Regions from separate parts of the Homo sapiens genome. Here region 1 is linked to region 2. A link is a loop called in an ENCODE intact Hi-C map of the cell type or tissue named here. Cell type or tissue: sigmoid colon. All regions are shown on one strand. Each heading gives the region's core, and the rest is flanking DNA. Links, peaks and the distances in the headings are about the cores only. Region 1 has its middle 13 kb from the start of MIR4494. Region 2 overlaps PCED1B (PC-esterase domain containing 1B).

Region 1 (2,924 bases), core at 234-2,733, 290 kb before region 2:
GTGGTAAGTTTTATGTTATTTGTATTTTACCACAATCAACAACTTTAACTTTTTTAAAAAGTTAAAACATTAGTACAAACACAAGTAGCTACAGTTAAAACTCTTTGAACTCCACTTTTGACTAATTGGTAAAGCTCGCTTGTACTATAAAGAAGTGAAAAAGAAAACAAAAACAACAACAAAAGGAGGAGGACAGTGACTCTCTCTTCTCCCCTTCCTCTTCAAAATATTGAAAATGAAGGTCAGTATCTGGAGACCTTCAGAATAAGACTCCTTTCTAAGAGATGGGATTATAAGATACTTTTTTTCTTCTGTTTGTGTTATTCTGTATTTTCTTAAGTTTCTATAATGATATGGATTACCTTTTTAATTGGAGGAAAAAAGTGCTGAGGCCCTACTAAAACAAAGGTGGTCCATCAACACTGAGATGCTTGGGTTAATCATAACTTAAGAATGTTTTGCAAAGGTAGAGTAGCCCTGCTGTTTCCTATATGCCACTAGCCAACCCCAGGAAGGCTCTGGCCGCATCACATGGCTGCTCTAGTTCTAGGAAGAAAAAGACACCCAAAGTTCCAAACTTGTCATCAAGTTAGAACTAGAAATCAGGCCTTGCAGTCCCCACTCCAGTGCCCTTTGACCTAGTTGACTATTTCTCTGAAAGCTGGGGTGTTTATTGTGCAACTGAAGTTATGTTTATACGCAGCTCAGCTTCATTTGCACCAAAGTTTCTCAGCCTCGACACTATGAACATTTTTGGGTGGGATAATTCTTTGTTGAAAGGGGCCGTCCCATGCATTGAAGGATATTTAGCCACATCTGTGGCCTTTCTCCATTATTTACCAGTAGCGCTCTCCCAACCCTCCAACGAAAATTGTCTCTAGACATTGTCAAATGTCCCCTGGGGGCGCAGTTATCCTAGTAGAGAACCACTGATTTACTGCTGGTGAAAATTCATATAATCAGCAAATTTTCTCTTGGACCTTTGCTTCACCAGTTTAAAGGGCTGGATTTAGAGTCTGAGGAGTTCGTGTGAAAAAGAAATCCTGATAAAAATTTCTGGCTTGTTCCCTGGCTCTCCCTGGAGCTCAGCCTTGCTCATACTGTGCTGCTGCTGAAAGTAATCTGGGTGGTCAGAGAGAGATGCTGCTGTGATCGTTTTGGCTGTTTTGTTGAACTGATCTCAGTCTCATCCTTAGCCAGACTTTCTGGTGACTCACCAGCTTTCCTGCTGCCTGTGCCCTTGCCACGATCCCTTCCAGCCGTGACGCAGTCTTTGCCCATTTCACTCTTCCCAGCTGACAGCCATGTCCTCCCCTCAGATGGCCCTGACGTCAGGAGTGGAGAGGGGCCAACCTGGCGTAGCTGTGAGGAGTGAAGCTGCACTGAACTTGCATCAGAAAACCTGGCCTTGACTCAGCCCTCTCAGTTTGCTTATCTTATTTTCAACATGTCCTACTTTGTAAGATGGTTGTGAGAACAAAATGAGACGACATACTCTGAGTGCTCAGTACCATATCTGATCAAGACACCCTTGTTGTCATTACTGTCACTGTGATTTTGAACAAGGCACTTAACTTTTCAGGGTCTCAATGTCATCATCTGAGAAAATAAGGGATTGAGTTGGGCTAACTTCTAGGGTTTCTTCAATGTCAGATTTCAAAAATTATTCATTTTTTTCCAGCTGTAAATAGAATAGTTAATAATCCCTTACAAGGTTGGGGTGCAAACAAAATATTACGGGAAACACTTTGCAAACTGTATATCATGTCAACATCAGGTGGGTTTGGCCATTTGGACGGAAGGACCTTGGGCAAGTGACACGAATATGGGGCCATGGAGTTTGATGGCCAGAATGATCGCAAAGCACAAGGGCTGCTCAGTCTACTTGTGAACATGAATCCTGGGCCAGCCAGTCAGACTCCTTCTGCCACTTTTTCTGTAAGTCTGCATAAGATGGCAGCCTTCCAGAATCCTTTATACTAGTGGGGAATCACAATTAACTACCAAAATGGGAAGGAACCGAGGAACCATGCCGTTCCTCCACAAAGAAACTAATTTTCTTATTCTCAGAGGGTTCAGGGGACCAAAGTGGAGGGGATAATACTTCTTTTTTCTTTTATTTTTATAATTTTGACTTCTATTTTAGATTCAGGGGGTACATGTGCAGGTTTGGTACCTGGAAATATTGCCTGATGCTGAGGTTTGGGGTATGATTGATCCTGTCACCCAGGTAGTCAGCATAGTACCCAATAGTTTATCAACCCTTGCCCGTCTCCCTTCCTCCCCACTCTAATAGTCCCCAGTGTCTATTGTTGCCACTTTTATGTCCACGATTACCCAACGTTTAGCTCTCACTTATAAATAAGAAAACGTGGCTTTTAGTTTCCAGTTCCTGAGTAAATTTGCTTAGGGTAATGGCCTCCAGCTGCATCCATGTCGCTGCAAAGGATATTATTTCGCTCTTTTTATGGCTGCATAGTATTCTATGATGTATGTGTACCACATTTCCTTTATCCAATGCACCGTTGCTGGGCACCTAGGTTCATTCCATGTCTTTGTTATTGTGAATAGTGCTGTAATGAACATACAAGTGCATGTGCCTTTTTGGCAGAACAATTTATTTTCTTTTGGGTATATACCTAGTAATAGGATTGCTGGGTCAGATGATAGTTCTGTCTTTAGTCCTTTGAGAAATCTCCAAACAGGGGCTGAACTAATTTACATTCCCACCAACACTGTATAAGCATTCCCTTTTTTCTGCAGCCTTGATGACATTTGATATTTTTACTTGTATTAATAGCTTTTTATTAATAGCGTTCTCACTGGTATGAGATGGTAACTCATTGTGGTTTTGATTTCATGTTCCTCTGATGATTAGTGATGTGAACCATTTTTTTCATATATTTCTTGGCCTCTTGTATGTC
Region 2 (2,924 bases), core at 124-2,623:
TTCAGTGGCATGATCTCAGCTCACTGCAAGCCCCGCCACCCGGGTTCATGCCATTCTTCTGCCTCAGCCTCCCAAGTAGCTGGGACTACAGGTGCCCGTCACCACGCCCTGTTAATTTTTTGTTTTCATATTTTTAGTAGAGATCGGTTTCACCGTGTTAGCCAGGATGGTCTCGATCTCCTGACCTCATGATCCGCCTGCCTTGGCCTCCCAAAGTGCTGGGATTACAGGCGTGAGCCACCACGCCTGGCCTTTTGGTTTATATTTTAAGTCCCTCTCCATGTGTAAAATTAGCCCTGGGACACCAAAAATATCAAGTTTCTGGACCTGTCAAGCTGGGCTAAGTCAATGTTATAAAGACGGCCCTGTCTGAAGACCCTATTGCCTATCTTGCACCCAGGTACCCCTACAAACAAACATATTAATGTTCACTGTGGCAATGCATATTCTGTTTCTAAAAATACAGCCAAGGAGCCAAGGTTCTTAGAGCCTTCCCAGGAAAGGAAATTGAGACAAAAGGAATTTAGGCATCCAGTAGTTCTAATAAATATTGAGTGAATGGAAAATTTTACTTTGAGATAAATATGAACAATCGTCATGTTAAGCATGTTTTCTATCATCTGGCTGTTTCCATGAAGTAGGAAACGCCTGTGAGCAGACTCATCCTTCAGCAACTTGTTCAGATTTGCACCTGACCTCTTCTATACAACAGCTGCCAAGGAAACCTACATTGATTTCCTACCACGTATTTTTATCACAATGCAAGAGGCAAGTAGCAGCATGTCAAAACTGCTCTCTGGAGAAAGTGATTATTATTATTTTTTATTTATTTTGCTTTCCATGCAGTTCAGAACCCCTTTGGGTACTCTCCAGTGTGTTTTGAGATTGCTGACCCTCACTCTCTACTAAAGGTCACTGAGGTTGCTCCCCACAACATGCCACCTTCGAGTCCCCAGGGGTTTTGAGAAGCCTAGGCATGCAGACCAGTGGACTCATTCCAGTCTGCAGCAGCTGAGAGAGAGCACCATGGAGAGTAAGGCAGAGCTGAGTGAAATGAGGACCTGCTGGACTCTGGTACAGCCAGGCTCGGGGGAGCCACATAATTAGTACAAACATCATTGTGTTGAGACACCTCTCCAGCTCTGTTTATTTTGCACATAAACCTAGCCATTAGGTTCAGCAAACATTTGTTAAACATCTGTGCTGCGTCAGACCACATCCAAGGCACAAGGGCAATAAGGCAAGTACTCTTTTACAGCTTTATAGTTCACCAAAGCACTTTTTACATGTTTCATCTCAGTCAACTTTGTGAAATTAAACAGTGCACATATTAGTACTGCGTTTCCATCTTACAAAGGGGAAGCTGAGAATCCAAAAGGTTGAGTCATTTACCTAGAGTTATATAGTTAATAAATGGATGTTCTGGAACAAAATCCAGGGATTTGATTCTTTATTCAATACTCTATTTGGCATTTAATTAGAAGGTGTTTCAGTTCCTTGGTATGTGCAGGAGAGAGACACTACTTTCCTTGCTTATAATTCTTTATTGCGAGTGCCACAGATAAGATGACCAATAGGGATTCATGTTAGTACTCTTAATTCTAAGAGAAAATTTTCATCTCTGACCGTTTAATGGTTTTCCCCAGATTATATTTTTATTTGCATACAATTTACTTTGTTGAATCAGATACTTTTCCAACAAAATGAGTAAGATCTAAAATTCTGAATTGGAATATTTGGAATTTTTGAATGCCCCAAGTATATATTTTCTGTTGCAAATACTTTGGCTCATGGTTTTATCCAATTTGGAATTGAATTCTATACCACCTTATATCCTATAATTATTTCTAATAATACTACAAATTCCTAGAGGAGAGCAACCATATCACGGCTCTGGGAGTGTAGCCAGGACTAACAATATTTGCTGAATGGAATTTAAATTATGGCTGACCTTGCTACTCCCTAAATGGGAAGCATTAGAACTAATTGTTAAGCATCAATCCAGAGCAAGGCAGATTTCTGTGAGAAATCTGCTTCTACCACTAATATTGGGCAGGTTATATAAACCAACAAAGCCCCATGGCCCTCATTAGAAAATGGGGATGCTAATGCCCATCTCTGAAGCCCTTTATAAGAATTAAATGAGAAGCCTGGTATATGGTGAGAATATAATAAGTGGTAGGTATTATTATCAAGACCACTTTCTTGGGTCTTTCGAGAGGTCCTTCTATCTTCTCCTATATTAATGTGATGTTTCTTTTCACTGTCACAAACTGAAAGGTCAGAGTTCCAGAGCAAATTACCCATGGAGCAGCCACCACAGAGGGCCTTGTGTTTGCTGAAAGTAATTGAATAAGTATTTGCAATAGTGCTGACTGTATAATGGAGAGAGCTGATTCTTTTCTCTCTCAATTTTATTTTGTTTAGTGTTAACGTTGGTTGGTGAATAATGGCTGCTTCAAATTAGATATTACTTTGAATAATTAGATTCCCTTTATAAAGCTATGATAAATTAGTTACTGCTACAGGAAATCCAATTTTTTAAAGGGCATAAAATAGGACTCTGAATGCTTCATATAGTTCTCTAAACTGGGTTTGTTAAATATTATCCATATTTATCAGAGAGGCAAAATTAACCCCAGTTTTGAGGGATATAATAGCGTTTAAGAATTCAATCAGATGACCTCTTCAGGCTAACAATGAGCAAAATAAAAACTAGAGCACCTGCCATTTATGACCAAAATCTCAAGAGATAACGATAATTCTAGATGCATAGTTTTGACACACTGAGTTTTTTAAAGCTAATTTTCATCTGCTTATTTTATTCCTAAAGCTGAGAATGTTAAAGTATTTAAAAAGAGGTTTGCTTGTTTCTCTCATTATATAATTATGACAAAGAAAAAAGATCATCCTTTTGCAAACTT

Evidence for each region. A loop is a pair of places that touch in the nucleus more often than their neighbours do. Peaks named below come from ENCODE experiments on the same cell type or tissue, not always from the same donor. Only the 100,000 strongest peaks of a DNase experiment are listed, where the experiment ranks them.
Region 1: a loop joins it to region 2, with 4 times the contacts of the local background. A loop is called at or near these places in 9 of 110 quality-filtered maps.

What each region holds. Positions count from the first base shown.
Region 1 is chr12:47,376,074-47,378,997 of GRCh38, reverse strand. No RefSeq gene overlaps it. Among named protein-coding and RNA genes, the nearest start is that of MIR4494, 13 kb to the right of the region's middle. In sigmoid colon, for the core only: no CTCF peak of the experiment used is centred there; DNase peaks (open chromatin) are centred at 572 and 1,307; H3K27ac peaks cover 1,186 bases.
Region 2 is chr12:47,086,489-47,089,412 of GRCh38, reverse strand. All of the region lies in intron 1 of PCED1B (PC-esterase domain containing 1B), which reads right to left. Among named protein-coding and RNA genes, the nearest start is that of AMIGO2, 8.0 kb to the right of the region's middle. In sigmoid colon, for the core only: no CTCF peak of the experiment used is centred there; a DNase peak (open chromatin) is centred at 1,122; H3K27ac peaks cover 390 bases.